Linked DNA regions of Homo sapiens: regions 2 and 3 are each linked to region 1. Evidence: chromatin contacts called from ENCODE Hi-C or POLR2A ChIA-PET data. All regions are on one chromosome and are shown on one strand. Each heading gives the region's core, a stretch centred on a gene start or an enhancer-like site at or near the end of the contact. The rest is flanking DNA. Distances are from core to core; before and after follow the strand shown.

Region 1 (3,064 bases), core at 347-2,846:
ACTCACAGAGCGTTGCTCTCTGAAGGGACCCACATGTGGGTGTCCACACCCGTGTGTTTCTGACCAGGCTGGCGCAGCAGGTCACCACCCGACATGTCCCTGGCGTGTACCCCTGCCACCCAGGTGCTGGCCCTTTGCCTGTGATGTGGTGTCCCTCTTTCTCTCTCTTGTCCCCCCAGCTCAGGGCCCTACCCCCAGCACTCACCTGAGGCCCGACCTCCAAGCAGGCCTGGGAGGGAAGGGCTGTATACCGTTGCCATGGATACCAGCACCCAGAAGGGGTGGGGCTGTTTGTTACCAGGAGCCTCCAGGGAGACCCCAGACCAGGCCCCTAGGTGAGTTCTGGGCCAGCCCAGCCTGGAGGAGGTGTGAGAGGCTGAGCCACTGCTCAGCTTAGCGGGGGGACCACTTAGTGACCAACACCCTGAGGGAGGCCCCAGCATCCCCTACCTAGCCTGGCAGCAGCAGCGGGATAAATAGGGGGGCACTGCTGCCTGTGAGCCAGCCCAGCATAGCCATGGGTGTGTGGGGGAAGCAGACAGGTAACAGTGACAAGCTGGGGACTGTGCTGAACGCTAACTGGCAATAGTACACTCCTGCCCACAGCCTGTTTTTAAATTAATAATTAATTCTTTAGAGACAGGGTCTTGCTCCGCTGTCCAGGCTGGAATGCTTCGGTGTGATGACAGCGCACGTTAACCTCGAATTCCTGGGCTCAGGTGATCCTCCCACTTCCGCCTCCTGACTTGCTGAAACTACAGGCACCCGCCTCCACCGCCAGGCCCAGCCCACAGCTCCTTTGACCTCAGTGACAGGCACTCACCTACCTGACCCCCAAACTGAAGCCTCACTTTTCCCAGCCGTGTCCACACCCTCTGGGCTACCCCATTACCATGACAAGTATTCCCTCTGCTCCAGGAGAAAAGCCAGGTCCCAGACCTGACCCATTAAAACCCAATCATTCCAGCTTTCACCCTTCATCTCTGCAACTTTCGGCTATGTAAGGGCTCCCTGGGGGAGCACAGGAGACAGGCGGGCAGGAGGCCCACGCCCACAACTCTTTCTGAGCTGGGCAGAACAATCAATGGCCCACACAGCTGACCGCGAGGCTGCGGGGCCCTGGGCGGGACAGTAGGGTAGGGGGTGAAGGAGCGGCTTCCAGCCAGCTTCACTGTGTGCATGGCCTGGCACTGGGTCCAAAAGGGGCAGGAAGGTGTCGGAGAAGAGCCTCAGCTAGAGTCCGGGCCTTCTGAGCGGGCACCTCCCGCACCAGGACTCTGCGCCCGCCAGCTCCGCAGGGCTCCACCTCCCTCGCCGGGACTGGTGACCCTGCGACCCCGCGACCCCTGCGCGTCCAGACTACTGCAGCTGCGGTAGGCCCCAAAGGCTGGCCCGGGAAGCGAGGGGAGGGGCTGGCCCCGCTGCCCCTGGACGCAGGCGGGGGTTGCGGGATCTCAAGCCAGAGACCCTTCCTGGGCGGGAACCCGCCACACTAGAAGGCTGCTGAGGAAGTCGGCCCAGGAGCGGGGCCAGACACCTACCCCGACGCCTGCCCGCGGGCCGCAGCCACCGCATTTCCGCGTTTTTCGCGGTAGGCGGGAGGTGGGGGCGGGGACTGCGGCTCGGCGCCCCCCTCCGACCCGCCCACACCTGTAGTCTCGGGGGGGGCGGGGCGCGGCGACGAGCCAATGGGTCGGGGAGGGGCGTGACAGAGGCAGCCAATGGGCGCGGGGAGGGGGCGGAACGCCCGCGCTGAGCAGCCAATAGGGGTGCTAGGGGCGGGGCGTGCGGACCGCGGGCCAATGGGGGCGCGGGGCCCGGGTGCGCCGCGGCGCTGGGGGCGGCAGGTTGCGGCGGCGCCGGAGCGGGTCTCCAGGCTGGCGAGCGCCCAGGTGAGCCGCGCCGGGTCCCCGGTACTTGGGAGCGCGGGGCGCGCCTCGAGCCGGCCGGACGCCGACTCCAACTGGGGAGAGTTTTCCGCGATGCCCGGACGGAGAGCGGGGGCGGCGCCGCACCTGCGCCCGCCCTGCGGAACGGGGACGCCCTGGCTCCCGCCAGGCTGGGGTCGCGGCGCGGGCTTCGGTGCCCGCGGCGGGGACCGGGACTTTCGGGGCGAGCGCAGCGATTAGGCGGCAGCGGCGGGGCTCCCCGGGCTGGCGGGGGCTGCTCAGACCCGGAGTCTGCTCCATCTGCAGGGTCGAGGTCTGGGTTGCGACCCCGAGCGCCTCTGCGGCCTGAGCAGGTCGGGGTGGGGCGTTCCCATGCCGGCGGCCGCGGGGCCTGGCGTGCGGGCGCCTCCGCGCCGCCCGGGGAGGGGGCAGTGTCCTCCGAGCCAGGTGAGGCGAGTAGGAAATGCTGGATCTGGTTAATGATTCGCCTTGTTCCGGGAGTGCGAGCGTGGCAAGAGGAAGCTGGTGAAGTGGGGGAGGATGCGTGCTCCGGAGGGCCGCCACCCCAGGAATGTGTGGCTGGCGGGTGGGGCTGGCACAGGAGGGTGGGGCCCGTGCGGAGGGGCGGCAGCCCAGCCGTTTCTAGGGCAGGCCAAGAGGATGAGGAGAGGAGGACCAGCCTGCGATAGGAGTAGGCAGGTCCTGACCCGGTGCCTGCGCCCTCCCCACAGGACAGGCATGTTGTTGGGACTGGCGGCCATGGAGCTGAAGGTGTGGGTGGATGGCATCCAGCGTGTGGTCTGTGGGGTCTCAGAGCAGACCACCTGCCAGGAAGTGGTCATCGCACTAGCCCAAGCAATAGGTGAGTCCTCTCGGGGTCAGGCAGGCCGGGCAGGTAGAGCTGAAGTGGGACCTGGTGGTCCAGCTCCATGGTCTCCCCCAAGGAGAGTGGGGCTGGTTGCTGATCCTTTTTGTTCTTCCCAACTCTTCAAGCCAGGTGGACAGAGAGTCGGGGGGACATAGGCTGACCTTCTCCTCTTCTTCCCAGGCCAGACTGGCCGCTTTGTGCTTGTGCAGCGGCTTCGGGAGAAGGAGCGGCAGTTGCTGCCACAAGAGTGTCCAGTGGGCGCCCAGGCCACCTGCGGACAGTTTGCCAGCGATGTCCAGTTTGTCCT
Region 2 (2,500 bases), core at 1-2,500, 250 kb before region 1:
AAAATTTATCTTATAGAGCCAAAGTCATCGTTACTCAAACACATCACTCTGCAGTTACACGGCTGCACGCTACCGTCATGTAAACTCTGGAATACTGACGTGGACCTGACCACCCGCTGAGGTGAAAGGCTACAGCAGGGTGAGCAGCTGCCCATCTCTGTAAATTCCACCCTCAGCGATGTCCTCTGCGGAGTCTGGCCTGGTGGGAGAATAAGCCCAGGAAAATGGGCCCATGTAGCACATCAGGAATTAAACAGGGCGCAGGTCGCGGTGCACATAGGCCTGCAGGCCACGTTCCTGCCCCTGTGACCCGCACTGTCCCCTCTGACAAGCTCAAGTGCACAGCATCAGCTCTGTTTGCTGCAATAGCCTCTGCCAAGGAAGGTCCAGGAAGAAGCCCAGAGGCCACACAAGGTGTTTCCACAGGGAGGCTGTAACCTCAGGAGCTGCTCAGAGGCAGCACCGGTTCATGGGAAAAACAGGCGGCAACTACAGGAAGCAGCTGGCACCCGTGTGAGGACCCAGGGAAGAGGCAGAGATGATCAGAACCTGGAAATCTGGAGGGTGCCCCAGGGACCAGCCAGCCAGAGCTCTGGGCAGCGTGGGTGCTGCTGGGCTGTGTGGAGCGGGTCTGGGAGCCGTCACCCAGGTGGGCCTCCAGGGGAAAGGGCCATGGCTTCTAACTCCACCGTCCAGGTCTCTGCTATTGGCATCCCACAGCCCCCTCTTCTGTCAGTGCTCCCAGAGTCCCCTTTCCTGGGCCTGGAGGGCTCCTTTGGGGCAGGCAACATTGGCCGCCAACCCTCTGACCTGCACCAGGAGACACGGGGACCTTTAACCCCCAAACCCGCATGGAGCAGGACTGCAACCCCAGCAAAGGACAAGGGATGTCAGCAGATGAGGCCTGTGACAAGTGAGATGAGGGCTTTTTTTTTTTTTTGAGACGGAGTCTGGCTCTGTTGCCCAGGCTGGAGTGCAGTGGCACAACCTTGGCTCACTGCAAGCTCCGCCTCCCCGGTTCACGCCATTCTCCTACCTCAGCCTCCCAAGTAGCTGGGACTACAGGTGCCCGCCATCACACCCGGCTAATTTTTTTTTGTATATTTAGTAGAGACGGGGTTTCACCGTGTTAGCCAGGATGGTCTCGATCTCCTGACCTCATGATCCTCCCACCTCAGCCTCCCAAAGTGCTGGGATTACAGGCGTGAGCCACGGCGCCCGGCAGAGGTGAGGGCTTTGGGGAAACGGTTGTGGGGCCTGGAGTGTGGAGGCGTCAGCGCAGGCCTGGCAGGAGCCCTGAACCGGGACAGTGAGGTCCTGCAGCTGCTGGCCTGGGGTGTGGAGACTCCCAACACAGGGGAAGTCTCCAGGACCCCACACCACTAACAAGATGAGACTTGTGCTCCTTTGGGCTCTAGAGAGGAAGCCCCTCTTAGCCCTCAGCCCCTCTTTCCTCCCTCTCCTAAAGTAATTTGATCCTCAGGAATTTGTTCTGCCCTTATCTGGCCCTGGCCAGCTCTGCATTTGACAAATGCCAGGAAGAGGAAACTGTTGAGAAAACGGAACTACTGGGGAAAGGGAGGGCTCACTGAGAACCATCCCGGTAACCCGATCACCGCTGGTCACCATGAACCACATTGTGCAAACCTTCTCTCCTGTCAACAGCGGCCAGCCTCCCAACTACGAGATGCTCAAGGAGGAGCAGGAAGTGGCTATGCTGGGGGTGCCCCACAACCCTGCTCCCCCGATGTCCACCGTGATCCACATCCGCAGCGAGACCTCCGTGCCTGACCATGTGGTCTGGTCCCTGTTCAACACCCTCTTCATGAACACCTGCTGCCTGGGCTTCATAGCATTCGCGTACTCCGTGAAGGTGCGTATGGCCCTGGCGGAAATCCAGGGGGTGCCGGTGAGCCTGGGGCTCCACCTGCCCACATGCTGCCTGGGGTGGGGACTTGTGTGTCCCTGTGACTGTGAGTTTGTGTGCACGTCTGTCCTGTGTGTGCCCACGTCAGTGGCTTTGTCTGTGTGATCTGTGTGTGTGTGTGGCTTGGGGAATCTGCCCAGTGCAGGTCTAGGAGGAGGCTCCAGGAGGCTGGCTGGCTGGCTCAGAGTCTGTCCCCGGCTATCCACTAGCCCAGAGCAGTTCTCCCTATAGCCCAGTAAGAAATTACACCTTCACCTTCCAGACTGGCACCCAGGCTCTCCCAGAAAGTGAGAAGGGAACTCACAGGTGACTTCACCCCATGGTGGGGAGAACAGCCTGTGCTGGGGCCAAGGCAGAAGGAGGATGAGCCCCGAGGCTCCTGGAGAGTCTGAGCCGGGTGAGGAAGGGGAGGAGGTGGTCCCTGATCTCAGGGCAGGGAGGAGACAGTGAGGAGCTGGAGCCATAGCACGCGGCTCTCAGCTGGGGGATCCTGGTCCCCTCACCATCTCCTCTCCCCCAGTCTAGGGACAGGAAGATGGTTGGCGACGTGACCGGGGCCCAGGCCTATGCCTC
Region 3 (4,744 bases), core at 1,055-3,554, 230 kb before region 1:
GGTGTTCTCCCCGTGTGCAGAGACAAGAGATCGTAAGAAATAAAGACACAAGACAAACAGATAAAGAGAAAACAGCTGGGCCCAGGGGACCACTACCACCAAGACATGGAGACCGCTAGTGGCTCCGAACGGCTGGCTGCGCTGATATTTATTGAATACAAGACAAGGGGGCAGGGTACGGACGGTGAGTCGTCCAAGTAATTGATAAGGTGAAGCAAGTCACGTGATCATAGGACAGGGGGCCTTTCCCTCTTAGGTAGCCGAGCAGAGAGAGAAGGCAGCATACGTCAGCGTTTTCTTCTATGCACTTATAAGAACAATCAAAGACTTTAAGACTTTCACTATTTCTTCTACCGCTATCTACTACGAACTTCAAAGAGGAACCAGGAGTACGGGAAGAGCATGAAAGTGGACAAGGAGTGTGATCATTCAAGCACCACAGGGAGGGGGTTAGGCCTCCGGATGACTGCAGGCCAGGCCTGGAGAATATCCAGCCTCCCACAAGAAGCTGGCGGAGCAGAGTGTTCCCTGACTCCTCCAAGGAAAGGAGACTCCCTTTCACGGTCGGCTAAGTAACGGGTGCCTTCCCAGGCACTGGCGTTACCGCTTGACCAAGGAGCCCTCAAGCGGCCCTTATGTTGGCGTGACAGAGGGCTCACCTCTTGCCTTCTAGGTCACTTCTCACAACGTCCCTTCAGCACCTGACCCTATACCCGCCGGTTATTCCCAGGTTATATAGTAATGGAACAAAGAGTAATATTAAAAGCTAATGATTAATAATGTTTATAATAACGATTGATAATTGTCCGTGATCATCTCTATATCTAATTTGTGTTATGACTCTATGACTGTTCTTATTCCATTTTCTTTATTATACTGAAACAGTTTGTGCCTTCAGTCTCTTGCCTGGGCACCTGGGTCATCCTCCACCCACAGCTGACTTCACACCGTGCTCTTCCTTGAGCATGTCTCAGGTTTCCGGGAAGCTGATGTTTTTGGGAGTGCAGAAGGCTTGGGAAGTGTGGTTCCTGGTCTCTTACGTGGCCGTCTGTGGAGTAGCGTCCGGACGCTGGGGTACCGTGGGAAGGGTGGTTCCCGGTCTCTTACGTGGCCGTCTGTGGAGTAGCGTCCGGACGCTGGGGTACCGTGGGAAGGGTGGTTCCTGGTCTCTTACGTGGCCGTCTGTGGAGTAACGTCCGGATGCTGGGGTACTGTCTCTGGCAGGGCTGTTTTCTCAGGCACCTTCTCCCACCTGGACTCAAGGGTTCTGCTTTCTTAGAAGTTTCTGTTTCCTGCTGTTTGGAAATTCGTGAATTGTGTGAGGTCTGAGGAGGGGGGTAACACATTTCTGAACGTGAAGTTATACATTGAGGGTGGGTAGAAGCACTGTGGGCTAAGGAGGCTTCTCTGCAGGACCCCATCAGGACGGTGTCAGGGCGTGTGGAAACACTGTAGGCTAAGTAAGCAGGCTTCTCTGCAGGACCCCATCAGGACGGTGTCAGGGCGTGTGGAAAAACTGTAGGCTAAGTAAGGAGGCTTCTCTGCAGGACCCCATCAGGACGGTGTCAGGGCGGGTAGAAGCACTGTGGGCTAAGTAAGGAGTCTTCTCTGCAGGAGCCGCATCAGGACAGCGTCAGGTGACTCCAACCTCCTCTTGTAGGGGTGCCAGAGGCCCCTGTGCGCTTTACCAGGCCTGGGAGTCTCCTCTCCTCACCCCAGCTGCTGCAGGACCTCACTGTCTTGGTACAGGTCCCTGCCAGGCCCCAATGGGGCTTCCACACTCCAGGCCCCACAGGGAGCCCCTCAAGCCTTCGCCTCTCTCGTCACAGGCCTCCTCTGCTGAAATCTTCCCTTTTCTGGGGCTGCGGTCCTGCTCTATGTGGGTTCAGAGGCCTAAGCCTCCCCGTGTCTCCTGGTGCAGGTCAGAGACCCAGTGGCCACTGCTCCTGCCCCACAGCAGCCCTCCAGGCCCAGGACCGGGGACGACAGGGAGCACTGACTGAAGAGGAGGCTGTCTTTGGACACGGGGAGGATTCCAGGGCCTGTGGGGGCAGCTTCGGTGCTCAGGGCTCACACGTGTGACCCCCTCCTTCCGCTTTCCGGGGCCCCTTTGTTTTATAAAATGCCACAGAGGTCGAGGGGACATGAGGGTCAGGGGGGAGGGGGGTTCCTGGACTCGGGGCCACACCCAGTAGGGCTTGGGCAGGGCTCTAGGGCCCCACTGGCCAAAAGCTTCCTGAGATTACAGCAGTTTCCTCTTCCTGCCTCAGTGCCCCACGGACAGGGGGTGCGATCTGAGCAGAATGAGGTGACGTCACTGGGTCAGCGGCTCCTGTGGCATCTGGCCAAGGACAATGTGCTGAGAAGTTTCCCCTGAAAAAATCAGAAACAAAACTCACCTCAGGAGAGGCCCCTGCACCCTCCAAGAGGAAGTGGGAGTCACGTGAGGCTCGTCTTGATTGGGGTTCCTGGAGAGGAGGCCCCCTCTCCCCAGGTGGGGGCTCCTGTTTCCCCTGCTCTGCTCTGAGGTCCCCAGGGTCCAGTCCCCTCCCCACCCTATCCTGGAGCTTGTCAAGGCCACCAGAGACCTGCTCCCTGTGCCGTCTCAGACTGGACTCTGGGGTCTCCGGTGCCTCCTCTGATTCTGCACCTCGGTGCAGCCTCTGGCCTGGCTGCGCTCTGAGGAGCTCCCTGTGGCCACCGAGCCCTTGGAACGTGGCCAGTTCCATTCTCAAACTGCTGTGAGTGCAAAGCTCATGCTGGATTTTGAAGATTTGGTGAGAAAAAAAATTTCTTTGTAAAATGTCAGTATTTCATCAATAGTATATTTTGTTGATGATATGTTGAGAAACTATTTTGGATATGTTTGTTTAAGTAGATTGCTGGCCAGGCATGGTGGCTCACTCCTGTAATCCCAGCACTGGGAGGCCAAGGCAAGAGGATCGCTTGAGGCCGGGTGGTTGAGGCTGCCGTGAGCTGTAATGGTGCCACTGCCCTCCAGCATGGATGACAGAGACCCCACCTCTAAAAACAATTAATTAATTAAAATTAAATCAGTAAAAAATTTTTTTAATTAAAATTTTAAAAAATAGATTATTAAAACAAATATCACCCATTTACTTTTGCTTTTTTAGAAACATTGGTACTGGAAGATTTAGCATTGGGTGTGCAGGGCCCACCCTCTTCGCTCATGTCACTGGCCCCTTCCACTGGCGGCATTGCAGGGGGAGCCGCCGTGCATCCAGAAGTGAGGGTCCTGGCCTGGAGATCTGCTCCCGCAAGTCCCCCAGGACTCCGGCTTCCTCTCAGGGGTTCACTTCTTTCTTGAATTAGAGCTGGGTCTCCTGGCCACAAAGGAGCTGTATCTTTGAGGCTTGGAGCCTTCCCCAAATATGCCTCGTATGGCACGGGGCAGGCCTCTGGGCAGTGGGCAGCGGGGGCTCGCTGCTGCCAGTCCCTGACCCCCGCCTTGGTGTGAGTGCTTCAAGTGGCTTCCCCACTGCCGTTCAAACACGATAACTTCAGAAGGTGGCATTTGTACCTGACATCTTGGGAATCTTAAGACTTTTTCTAATGGTTTCCAAGGACAGGCTAATAATCAGAGAGATGAGAACAACCTGGTCATCATTAGGAAAACAAAATGTTCTCACTGCACAGGAAAATAAGGTTGATATTTCTGTGAACCTACTCAAATTAACACCCAATCAAAACCAATTTTTTTTTTTGAGATGGAATCTCACCCTTGTTACCCAGGCTGGAGTGCAATGGCGTGATCTCGGCTCACCGCAACCTCTGCCTCCCGGGTTCAAGCAATTCCCAGCCTCAGCCTCCCAAGTAGATGAGATTACAGGCATGAGCCACCACGCCCGGCTAATTTTGTACTTTTGGTAGAGACGGGATTTCTCCATGTTGGTCAGGCTGGTCTCGAACTCCCGACCTCAGGTGATCTGCCTGTCTCAGCCTCCCAAAGTGCTGGGATTACAGGTGTGTGCCACCATGCCTACCCACAAACTGATTTTTTAAAAATTTATCTAGATTGTAAAAAAATATATCTTCTTCTTTTTTTTTTTTTTTTTTTTCCTGAGACGGAGTCTCGCTCTGTCGTCCAGACTGGAGTGCAGTGGCGCAATCTCAGCTCACTGCAAGCTATGCCTCCCAGGTTCACACCATTCTCCTGCCTCAGCCTTCTGAGTAGCTGTGACTACAGGCACCCGCCACCACGCCTGGCTAATTTTTTGTATTTTTAGTACAGATAGAATTTCACCCTGTTAGCCAGGATGGTCTCAATCTCCTGACCTTGTGATCTGGCCGCCTCGGCCTCCCAAAGTGCTGGGATTACAGGTGTGAGCCACCGCGCCCGGCCTGTCTTCTTCTTCCTAAGTAAGTGAAGGAAATAATGTATACAGTGGTCCATTTCCAAGACAAAGTGCCTTAAATCAGCTTAGGTCAGCAAACTACAGAAGAAACAGGATATACTAGGCCCCTGCTTGGATAGCTGATGCCTTCTTGTCAGCCTTCTCCCTCCCCTTCTCCCTCCACTTAGTTGCCCTTACCCAAACCAGGGAAGTTTCGTCTAAGATAAAAGTTTACTAGCCTGCAAAATAGCTCGGTTTGTCTGTCCTTATCAGCCTGCCCAGCTACTTAGCTCATAAGTCAAATACGCAGAGCCCCTGGGCTGACTGGGATTGCAATGCATTGTGGGCTGCAACAAAATGCAGCAGGACAACCCAAAAGAAGACACCTA

The links. A loop is a pair of places that touch in the nucleus more often than their neighbours do. ChIA-PET counts read pairs that join two places held with the same protein, here RNA polymerase II (POLR2A). Pooled maps may share reads with other maps.
Region 2: a loop to region 1 is called in a pooled map, with 2.1 times the contacts of the local background. The contact joins the promoter of IFITM2 here to the promoter of LMNTD2 in region 1. A Hi-C loop is called at or near these places in 4 of 50 pooled maps. POLR2A ChIA-PET finds 5 or more read pairs at or near these places in 5 of 52 experiments (BJ, MCF 10A, WTC11 and 2 more).
Region 3: a loop to region 1 is called in a pooled map, with 2.9 times the contacts of the local background. The contact joins the enhancer-like site here to the promoter of LMNTD2 in region 1. A Hi-C loop is called at or near these places in 4 of 50 pooled maps. POLR2A ChIA-PET finds 5 or more read pairs at or near these places in 6 of 52 experiments (CD8-positive, alpha-beta memory T cell, HEK293T, MCF 10A and 2 more).

Annotation. Positions count from the first base shown.
Region 1 is chr11:559,142-562,205 of GRCh38, forward strand. It overlaps LMNTD2 (lamin tail domain containing 2), which reads right to left and starts at 1,597. Exons shown (of 14, transcript NM_173573.3): 1 at 1,542-1,597. The coding sequence starts at 1,575. It overlaps RASSF7 (Ras association domain family member 7), which reads left to right and starts at 1,829. Exons shown (of 6, transcript NM_003475.4): 1 at 1,829-2,336; 2 at 2,621-2,751; 3 at 2,938-3,064. The coding sequence starts at 2,628. LMNTD2-AS1 (LMNTD2 antisense RNA 1) reads left to right here and starts at 121. Exons shown (of 2, transcript NR_147607.1): 1 at 121-335; 2 at 638-965. RefSeq lists an enhancer at 2,632-3,064.
Region 2 is chr11:306,566-309,065 of GRCh38, forward strand. IFITM2 (interferon induced transmembrane protein 2) reads left to right here and starts at 1,251. Exons shown (of 2, transcript NM_006435.3): 1 at 1,251-1,873; 2 at 2,448-2,500. The coding sequence starts at 1,628. RefSeq lists enhancers at 1,492-1,911, 2,292-2,411, 2,432-2,500.
Region 3 is chr11:324,852-329,595 of GRCh38, forward strand. IFITM3-AS1 (IFITM3 antisense RNA 1) reads left to right here. Exons shown (of 5, transcript XR_007062540.1): 2 at 1-2,777. Among named protein-coding and RNA genes, the nearest start is that of IFITM3, 6.4 kb to the left of the region's middle. RefSeq lists enhancers at 1,646-1,785, 2,206-2,575, 2,636-2,685. Within about 2 kb of position 2,305, at least 33 of the 41 ENCODE cell types and tissues checked have a DNase peak (open chromatin) inside an H3K27ac peak, as active enhancers do.